Linked DNA regions of Homo sapiens: region 1 is linked to region 2. A link is an interaction called in ENCODE POLR2A ChIA-PET data of the cell type or tissue named here. Cell type or tissue: A673. All regions are shown on one strand. Each heading gives the region's core, and the rest is flanking DNA. Links, peaks and the distances in the headings are about the cores only.

Evidence for each region. Peaks named below come from ENCODE experiments on the same cell type or tissue, not always from the same donor. Only the 100,000 strongest peaks of a DNase experiment are listed, where the experiment ranks them.
Region 1: POLR2A ChIA-PET joins it to region 2 with 6 read pairs; 2 of 35 experiments call an interaction of 5 or more read pairs at or near these places.

Annotation. Positions count from the first base shown.
Region 1 is chr18:59,848,943-59,854,322 of GRCh38, reverse strand. No RefSeq gene overlaps it. Among named protein-coding and RNA genes, the nearest start is that of PMAIP1, 48 kb to the left of the region's middle. In A673, for the core only: no CTCF peak of the experiment used is centred there; no DNase peak of the experiment used is centred there.
Region 2 is chr18:58,948,825-58,954,204 of GRCh38, reverse strand. ZNF532 (zinc finger protein 532) reads right to left here. Exons shown (of 10, transcript NM_001375912.1): 7 at 406-687. Among named protein-coding and RNA genes, the nearest start is that of ZNF532, 87 kb to the right of the region's middle. In A673, for the core only: no CTCF peak of the experiment used is centred there; no DNase peak of the experiment used is centred there; H3K27ac peaks cover 3,179 bases.

The DNA of each region.
Region 1 (5,380 bases), core at 227-5,226, 900 kb before region 2:
AGAACTCCTGCTCCAGTCAATTCCGCTATCAGGGGACACATAATTTTACGCAGGTTATACTTGGCACAACCTGACACACAGTAAAACACTCAAGGCCAAGCACAGTGGCTCAGGCCTGTAATCCCAGCACTTTGAGAGGCTAAGGCGGGCAGATCACTTGAGCCCTGGAGGTCAAGAATGCAATGAGGCTTTATCACACTACTGCACTCCAGCCTAGGTGGTAGAGCAGACTCCATCTCTTGTTTTTTTTGTTTTTTTTTTTTTTGAGATGGAGTTTCACTCTTGTTGCCCAGGCTGGAGTGCAATGGCATGATCTCGGCTCACTGCAACCCCTGCCTCCCGAGTTCAAGCAATTCTCGTGCCTCAGCCTCCCGAGTAGCTGGGATTACAGGCATGTGCCACCACAACCAGCTAATTTTGTATTTTTAGTAGAGACGGGGTTTCACCATGTTGGTCAGGCTGGTCTCAAACTCCTGACCTTAGGTGATCCGCCTGCCTCTGCCTCCCAAAGTGCTGGGATTACAGGTGTAAACCACCGAGCCTGGCCAGCAGACTCCATCTCAAAACAAAAACAAAAACAAAAACAAAACAAACAATAACAACAAACACTCAGTAAATATTTGTAAAATAAACGAATGCCCATGAGCACACTGAGTTTTATTCCTGTCTACTGAGTGCTTTGATAGTGGTATCTAGAAGCCTGATTATAGCATTACTTAAGCAGAACAACAGAACCCCATGGGAACTCTTGCATGAAAGACCCAGGTGTGGGCCCTAGGGAGAACACAATAATCACAGCACTCTTCCATCCGTAAGCCAAGAGTTCATGCATCTATTTTGGGTGAGCCCAGTACTCAGACCCTGGATATAAAATGCTGATTGACAGTCTGTTCCTGACGTGAAGGAGCTTATGACCTAGGAATCCTGAAACACTTGCTCAATTCTTGTTATGATCACTAGAGCAAAATGTTAGCACAGTACAAGAGATAGCAGCAGGTGGAGTCACATAACCATCACCATCAGGAAGGCCAACCCGGGGATATCCTGAGAACTAGACATAGCACAGGGATAGCTGAAGAAGAGCAGTCGGTACTCAGGAGGGTAAAGGGCAGGCAAGCAACATCTGGAGTGTGTGGCAGGTAGCAGGGCCACCATCCAGGTGTCAGAAACAGGACTTCCTTTCTAAAACAGGGAATGACAAGAGCAGAGCAAGGGAATTTTAGATGAGTGCTGGCCGGACATTCAAGACAGAATAAAAGATGGAGACCCAGTTACCAGGACTGAAGAAAAAAGAAGGGACCACATCTTGGGATCAATCCTTAAACGACTTGGAGTTCATTCTTTCTGTAATGCGGGTGGTCCATCTAGGCAACAGTGTTTGGATCTTGGGGATCAGATAGGAACTCAATTTTGGGCCTAGGGCACAAATAAGTTTTCAGCGCCAGACCTAGTGGCCAAGGAAGGAAGAAAAGAAGGAAAGAAAGGGAAGGAAAGGAAGGGAGGGAGGGAGGAAGGATGGAAGGAAGGAAGCAAAGAAAGGAAGGAAGGAAGAAAGGAAGGGAGAGAGGAGGAGGGAAGGAAGGAGGGAGGGAGGAGAGAAGGGAGAAAGAAAGAAAGGGAGGGAAGGAAGGAAGGAAGGAGAAAGGGAGGGAGGGATCAATCCTTAGAGAACTTTAGGGATGTTTTCTCATGCAACAAATACTCTGCTTCACCTTATTGATGAAGAAATGGAGGCTCGGCAGTTTCCTGAATTTCCCCCAGTCTCTAGGAACAGATCTAAATATTCCAGTTTGACTTTCACCTGAAGGGGGGCAGGCGGCAGGCAGTATAAATATGTACAATATGGCATCCCAAGTAGTCTCTTCCTCTTCAGCTATCCTGTGCTCTGCCAAGTGCTCGGGATACCCCTGGGTTGGCCTTCCCAATGGTGGCTGTTATGTGACACCACCTCCTGCCATTTCTTGTACTGTACTAACATTTTGCCTGAGTGGTCGTAACCAGAAATGATCAATGTGGTGTCCATTTCTGTGTCTGTTGCTGTTTTAACTAAATTTAGAAAGTTCTCGGAATTGCAAAGATAATTTTTGGAGGGCCTAGGGAACATTGTGTCTTGGAGAGGCAGCCTCGTGAAGTGGGAAGCACTGTAACGGGAGCTGAAGGTTGACACAGCCCAGGTGGTCAAGGGACACAAGACGAGAGCCTTCCTGCCTGACCCTTCATTATTGATGATTGGTCCACTAAGGACCAATAAAGCGTCTAGGAGCCTCTCCAAGCTACTTAGAATTACTGAGGTGCCAGCAGGCACCAGGCTTATAAATCTGTCTTTTATTATCTGGTTGGCTTAGCCAGGTCTCCAAAAGGAACAGTCAAAGTTTTATGATGTACTTTAACGAGCTGACTTTCAGAGTCAGGCTTTGTCCTGGATGAAATCTCCCCAGCGGCAATGGAGGTCAGCTAGATCTCCTAACCCTGCTCAGAGTCCATTTGTTGTTAGACTGTTGATCAGAATCATTTTCTCATTCAAAACAGTGAAATGTCTTTTTTTTTTTTTTTTTTTGGCAGGAGGCAAGGAGGAACATGAGCATCTGCCCCACTCTCTAAATCTCTTAATATACATTGATACGCGTAGACACACAGCCTTTTTTTTTTTAGACGGAGTCTTGCTCTGTCGCCCAGGCTGGAGTAGCAATTCTCCTGCCTCAGCCTCCAGAGTAGCTGGGATTACAGGAGCACACCACCATGCCCTACTAATTTTTATATTTTCAGTAAATACAGAGTTTCACCCAGTTGACCAGGCTGGTCTTGAACTCCTGACCTCAGGTGATCCACCCGCCTTGGCCTCCCAAAGTGCCGGGATTACAGGTGTGAGCCACCACTAAAATTCACTTTTCAGATAGAAAATGTAACACTAGTGCCTACATTATTGAAAATGTGCTTTGTCATTGTCTATTGGTCTGATTAATCTAGGAGTTTATCTGCCCAAAAGCAAATTCTAGTATCATTTTATCACTGGTTCAATTTACAAGCTATCAAAAATACTGATGCTCTCATTAGTTCATGCTACAGAAAAAAATTTGTTAAAAATAATTATAAAATGTAAAAGCCCAATTTTAAAAGAAGCTGATCTAAAACTTTTATATCCAGGTAAGGGTAGTTACTTTGTGGGTTGTCCTTATGGTTCAGTCAATGCTATCATTGCCAAGAAAGTTCTGGAAACTTTTCTGAGCCCGGAGTTTATTCTTTGGATATCGTCTAGGGTGAGAAATCTTTTTTCTTTGGAGCTTTGCTTTCTGTAAACAACTTGGAGTTTATTCTTTCAGTAACGTGGGTGCTCCATCTGGGCAACACTGTTTGGATCTAAAACCCAGTTTGGGCCCAGAGAATTCCTTTTCTTGTGCAGTCTGTAAATATATTCTGAAAGCCACCCCAGAAGAGTTTCAGACATGTTTTAAACAAAGTAAAGAGCATAGGTAAGAAATAGAGCTTCCCAAAGCGGCTGTTTTAAAGTGATATTAATCTGGTAGAAATCACAATGCATTTTAAAAATAAATCCATGTGATTTTATAGCCATGACTCAGACACATAAACTTCTGAAGGTGAAAATGCTTTAGGGAGAGATAGAGAAAACTTTAAAATGGTTTACTTTTTAAGTACATGCTTAGGGGAAAAATAATTATATTGCCTTCCCCACCATGCACAAAAGAGTGAGATGAGAACTATTCAATTTCTCCCAAAGCTGCTGTTTTGCAGAAAGACTTACAGAAGAGTTGAGAACAGAAATGAGAATAACGCAGAAGTGGTGATGACCAGGAGGCCTGTAACTCAGTTTATGATTTGGGAACCATGTTATTCTCCTCCATCATTCAACACCATCTTTCCCCTACAAAAGCCCTTAGGCCAGTAACCTAAAGATCCAGCAATTGTGAGTTTAACATCACGGATAGTCCAGACCCCAAATAAAACATAGAATGGCTTGCATTTATACGTTGCTCTTTTTTTTTTTTTTTTTTGAGAGAGTCTCGTTTTGTCACCCAGGCTGGAGTGCAGCGACATGATCCCGTCTCACGGCAGCCTCTGCCTCCCAGGTTCAAGTGATTCTCATTCTTCAGCCTCCCAAGTAGCTGGGACTGCAGGAGCCTGCTGCCACGCCCAGCTAATTTTTGTATTTTTTGTAGAAACGGGGTTTCACCATGTTGGTCGGGCTGGTCTTGATCTCCTGACCTCACGTGATCCACCCGCCTTGGCCTCCCAAAGTGCTGGGATTATAGGCATGAGCCACCGTGCGCAGCCGCTTTAGGTTTTTTACAGAACTTCCTTGCATGATTCTTCTGAGAAGTGGGCAGAACAAGGTTTTCCCCCCTTTAAAGATGGAGGTTTTAATTTTGTTTTTGTTTGTATTTATTTTTATGCATTTATTTAGAGACAGGTTCTCACTTTTTTCACCTAGACTGCAGTGGTGTGATCATAGCTCACTACAGCCTCCAACTCCTGGGCTTGAGTGATCCTCCTGCCTCAGACTTCCAAGTAGCTGGGACCACAGTCCAATACCACCACGCTCGGCTAATTTCTTCTTCTTCTTCTTCTTCTTCTTCTTCCTCTTTTTTTTTTTTTTTTTTTTTTTTTTTTTTGATGTCCTCTCTGAGACACAAGTCAGCTAATTTTTTTTTTTTTCTTTTTTGAGATGGAGTCTCGCTCTGTGGCCCAGGCTGGAGTGCAGTGGCACGATCTCGGCTCACTGCAAGCTCTGCCTCTCGGGTTCACGCCATTCTCCTGCCTCAGCCTCCTGAGTAGCTGGGACTACTGGCGCCCGCCACCGCGCCCTGCTAATTTTTTTTTTCTTTTTTTTTTTGAGACAGAGTCTCGCTCTGTCACTCAGGCTGGAGTGCAGTGGCGCGACCTCGGCTCACTGAAAGCTCTGCCTCCCGGGTTCACGCCATTCTCCTGCCTCAGCCTCCCGAGTAGCTGGGACTACAGGCGCCCGCCACCATGCCCAGCTAATTTTTTTGTATTTTTAGTAGAGACGGGGTTTCACCGTGTTAGCCAGGATGGTCTCCATCTCCTCACCTTGTGATCCGCCCACCTCGGCCTCCCAAAGTGCTGGGATGACAGGCTTGAGACACCGCGCCCCGGCCCAAGCCAGCTAATTTTTAAAAAGACTTTTTGGCCGGGTGAGCTAGCTCACACCTGTAATCCCAGCACTTTGGCAGGCCAAGACAGGCCGATTACTTGAGCTCAGGAGTTTGAGACCAGCCTGGGAAACATGGTGAAAGCCCATCTCTACCCCCACCACCCCCCAAAAAAGAAAATTAGCCTGGCATGGTGGCCCGGCATTGTAGTCCCAGGTATTCGGGAGGCTGAGGTGGGAGGATGGCTTGAGCCC
Region 2 (5,380 bases), core at 284-5,283:
TCACACAAATGCTACTGGCAATGTTCAACATTTCCACTGTCTTTCTCTGCTCCTTTCTTCCTTAGCTGGCACAAGGATAGAGGTAAATTCAAATGTCTTTAACCTTGGTTTACTATTTTTCTCTTTCCTAAGCTATAAATATGAATGTGATAGGTAACTTACCACATTCATGCACACCAGTCTGGAGGAGTGCATGTGAAGGCAATGACCAGGAAAACTGAAGACTGAAGGATTTGAAAAGGTCTATTTCACAGATAAAGAAGTGAGGCAGAGAGACACCAAGTGATTTTTAAGGTCACAGCACTAATTACTGATAGAGCCAAGCCAAGAGCCCACATCTTGGAAGCTTGCCAGTCCAGTGCCCTCTCTTGCACTCACCCAGAGCAGCTTTCATTCTTTACTGACCTTCCCGTGCTCCTTCCTCACGTGGGATATGTACACATCTCTCTGCATGAACAGGCAGTCACACTCCCAACACGTCCACCCAGGACTGGCCACTTTCTTGGTTTCCATTGATTTTTTCACAGGAGATGGAGATTTCTTTTCCAATTTCTCTTTCCCATTCATGGATTTGGTGTCCTCTTTGTTCTGATTTGCTGAATTTTGAGTTGCAGGCTTAATGCTCAAAGGCAAGTTTATACCCAAGTTTGGAGGCCCTTCAATACTTTTCAATGTTCCATGCATAGACTACATTATAAAAAGAAAAGAAATATCTATCACAAATCACAACACTAAAAGAAAGCACAAGTATGCTATCTTAACATGTGGTACACATTTCAACACCAGTTTATATTCATTCAGAAATATTTAATATATAAAGAAAAAAACCTAAGCTAAATATACATTTCAAAAGAGATAAAAGTCTGCTATACGTTATGCATTTCTCTTTCCAAATGCTTTTTAAAGGCCTATATATTTGTACCATTTTAAAATTCTTTAAAGAAAGACCTCTGTATTGAACACAAATTAATCCTGGTACTTTATCTTCCTGTAACATCCCAGAGGGAGGCCTCTCTACAACAAACCATTTCGGAACAACTCTCTCCTTTCCCATCAGCCTGGAAATGTTTAAATAGGCTAATACATTATTAGGAATTCAACTAGAACAAACTGACTTGAGCAAACATCTAAGATCAATACGTTAGTAAATAGCAAGCCTTTTTCTCTTCATGCCTTTCACATTCTTGGAATACTAGTAACAGTCTGGGTTTTTGCTGGGTTTTGTCAGGAATTTTCATCTCCTTACATCCTATCCCGACCCATCCTTTCTTACTGATGGCAGCCAGGCTTGAGAACTACACACATTAGATACTCATGTCTTTTTAAATTGCTTAGCTAACTATCATCATTAACATAATGGCCACAACAGCCATCTTCAACTTAAACTCACTGGATTTCAAATTTGAAAAGGGCAAAATTAGTGCAATTTGATTCTAAAGACCAGCTCACTTTGGTTTTTGTTTTGTATTGTAAAAGCATGGAATAAAAACAGCGGGGTGGGGTGTATGCAGTGGCTCACGCCTATAATTCCAACACTTCAGGAGGCCAAGGCAGGAGGATCACTTGAAGCCTGGAGTTTGAGACCAGTCTGGGCAACACAGAGAGACCCCATCTCTACAAAAAGATTAATAAATTACTCGGGCATAGTGGTGCATGCCTGAAGTCCCAGTTACTTAGAAGGCTGAGGTAAGAAGATTGCTTGAGCCCAGGAGTTCAAGGTTACAGTGAGCTACAATCACACCACTGCACTCTAGCCTGGGCAACAGAGCAAGACCCTGTCTCAAAAAATAAAAACAAAAACAAAAAAAGAGGGTGGAGGAGAGCAAAAAATAAAATCTTTGCCTCTGTATACAATATACAATTTATTTTTGAATAGGGCCGTCTCTTCTTACTAGCAGTCAGGCTTGCAGTTAAACCATGAATTCCTGAATCTACAGAAAGACAACATTAAAAATCTTTCCTAAGAGGCTTTCACACATCCGAGTTCCCCTGGGTCACAGAGACTCACACTGATAGACCTCAGCTCCACATTCCTTCTTGGATGTTTAAGAAAGAAGCCATTCCTTCAGGACACTCTCCATCACATTTTCTCAAGGCAAGGTCTTCTCTAAACAGTGCCAAGAACTAGCTAACCTTCCTCAACATCATTTTTCACCAGAGGGAAACAGGGGTTCTATCATTTTCTCACCAGCTGAAGTCACAAGGTCTACCCAAACAGGCAACAGTGAAAGTGGCCCATAAAAGGGGGCTGAGGTGGGCCACGCGCAGTGGCTCACGCCTGTAATCCCAGCACTTTGGGAGGCCGAGGCAGGTGGATCACGAGGTCAGGAGATCGAGACCAACCTGGCTAACACGGTGAAACCCCGTCTCTACTAAAAATACAAAAAATTAGCCGTGCATGGTGGCAGGTGCCTGTAGTCCCATCTACTTGGGAGGCAGAGGCAGGAGAATGGCATGAACCCGGGAGGCGGAGCTTGCAGTGAGCAGAGATCTCCCCACTGCACTCCAGCTTGGGCGACGGAGCAAAACTCCATCTCAAAAAAAAAAAAAAAAAAAAACAACAGGGCGAGGGCTGAGGTGATTGTCTAACCATGTTCTTTGCAAAGAGAAAATCTGGAGCAAGACATGATTTCTTGATAGCCAAAAACTATGCCTTGCTTCATGCCCACCACTCAGGGCAGAAGGCTTCTGTGTTTCATTGCTCTTTGTCAAAAGAGAAGCTAAGTTTTTCCATTTTTAACTATTTAAAACCTAAAGAAAACAAAACCTAAAACCCTCTAGCAACTTTTCATAAGTTTCTAGGCAAATGCATTTTTACTAACTGATAAGCTGAAGAAAGGATAAAATATTAAAATATTCTTCTGTAAGATAACCTTAAAGTGCTACAGAAATTACAGAAAAGAAGCAACAAGTTACACTGCAAGTAAAATTAAGACTACTAAGTCCAGGTGCAGTGGCTCAGGCCTGTAAATCCCAGCACTTCAGAAGGCCAAGGCAGGAGAATCACTTGAGCCCAGGAGTTCAAGACCAACCTGGACAACTAGTGAAACCCTGTCTCTACAAAAAATACAAAATACAAAAATCGGCCAGGCGTGGTGGCGCATGCCTGTAGTCTCAGCTATTCGGGGGGCTGAGGTTGGAGGATCACCTGAGCCCAGGACATGGAGGCTGCCTTGAGCCCTGATATGCCACTGTACTCCAACCGGGGCAACAGAGTGAGACCTTATCTCAAAAGAAAAAAAAAAAAGACTCTGAAAAGCAAATGTCAGCTGGGAATGGTGGCTCACACCTATAATTTCAGCGCTCTGGAAGGTCAAGGTGAGAAAACCACTTGAGACCAGAGGTTCAGCCTGGGCAACATGGCAAGACATGCCTCATTCATTCATTCATACTGTCATTTTTAAATAAAGAAACAACTTATTTCTTTTCAAATTGATTTTTCCTTAGCTCCTATAACAATAATTAATTTGAATGAGTGTCTGTAACTCAAAAGTTTAAATATAAATGTCAACATGGAGGTCCTACAAGTTTATATTTTGGTAGGAGAAGAAAATGACACAAATTGGATTAAACTGGGCAAATAAGAGCCCATCTTTAAGTGAATATGTATGTGGAGAAAACTTGTGCCTGTTCCACTTCCTCTTCCTTCCTCATGAAAAACTGCATAGCACAGGCAATGTAAATAAATAACAAGAGCTAAATAGATTATCTTAAAAATTAAAAAAAAAACAGTATGCCCCTAAAACTATGCTTACCCAACCCCAAACATATAAATGCAGGATAATATTTTTAAACGCATAGAACATACATGAAATGAGAACATAAGTGATTATTCCCACTGTTTTCGTATCATGTAGTCTTGCATAGGTTAAGATGAATAACAATTCTTTCCTCCTTGTGGCCACAGGATTTTACCACCCCTCTTCAGTTTCTATTTCTTGGAACCTTGTATTCCTCCAAATTCACTATTAACACAAGGAAGACCCTAACCACAAAGTCGATGACCCGACTTCCAGATGCAAAGATGAGTTCTAGAAACCAAATACCTTAAAAGCCTCTTAAGAAGCAACTGTTCTTTTCTTTGTTGTTGGCACACATGTAGTATGTTAAAATATTTTGGTTTAATTCCAACATCCCTAAATTTTTATTAGCAGTTTTAAATTCTTCCTGGTGTTTCATTAAATAGATATTTATTGTCAAAATAATTATGTAATTTTAGCTAAAATAGTTAAAGTATCTTAAGAGGGTTTTACTGTACTTCAAATGAGAATGATGAAATGCATCTCCCATGCTTTTATTCACCCAAGTAATGCCATCACCACCACTATCTTTACCTTGCCTGGAAGGAGAGAATCTCCAAGATGTTCATTTGCATTAAGCAATTACTCTATATGAACTCACACATGTTTAATACAGGAAATGTCAAGGATTCATAATCCAGGCACTTAGCTGACATGAGACTAGAATAATTCAGGGACTTTGCGCTTTAAACTGACCTTTTTTGTGTAACTTTTTGTTTGTTTGTTTCTGAGACGGAGTCTTGCTCTGTCGCCCAGGCTGGAGTGCAGTGGCACAATCTCAGCTCACTGAGATCTCTGCCTCCTGAGTTCAAGTGATTCTCCTGCCTCAGCCTCCCAAGTAGCTAGGATTACAGGCATGTACCACCACGCCCAGCTGATTTTTGTATTTTTAGTAGAGACGGGGTTTCACCATGTTGGTCTCAAGTGATCCGCCTACCTTGGCCTCCCAAAGTGCTGGGATTACAGGTGTAAGCCACCGTGCCCAGCCTGTATAATGTATTTTTAAAAGAGCAAAACTAAAAGAAAGAGATTGAGTTCCTGATAATATGGGGTCTCTTGTTTCTCTGTTTAAAAAGTAAGTCATTTTAATCTCTGAAAGCCAATGGATATTATCTCCTAATCACACAAGGAAAAAAAAATGCTTAACATATTACAGTGGACAGTTAAGCAGCTAGAACTAAGCACTGGCCTTAGTAAGCTTAAAAGGCTATAAATAGATTTCTGTGCCCCTTTTGGGGGTTGGAGAGTAAAACAGTCCACACTGGATATTTATTCATTTCATTAACTGAACACCACCAGGTGCCAGGTACCATACTATATCCTAGATATTTAACAGTCCATTTACAATGCAATCTTTACAGAAAAAAAAAAAAGAAACTAAAAGGTTTAGGGGCATTAATTACAATGCAAACCTAACTGCTTAAATAATTTCAAGGGAAAAAACCTTCATTTTTCTAAATATACCAATATTTGTGTGAATTAGCATAATTCCTCAGAGCCCTTGTCTGTTTCTAAGTCTTACAGAATTCTCAAGAAAAGAAAAACTTCGGCCAGGCGCGGTGGCTCATGCCTATAATCCC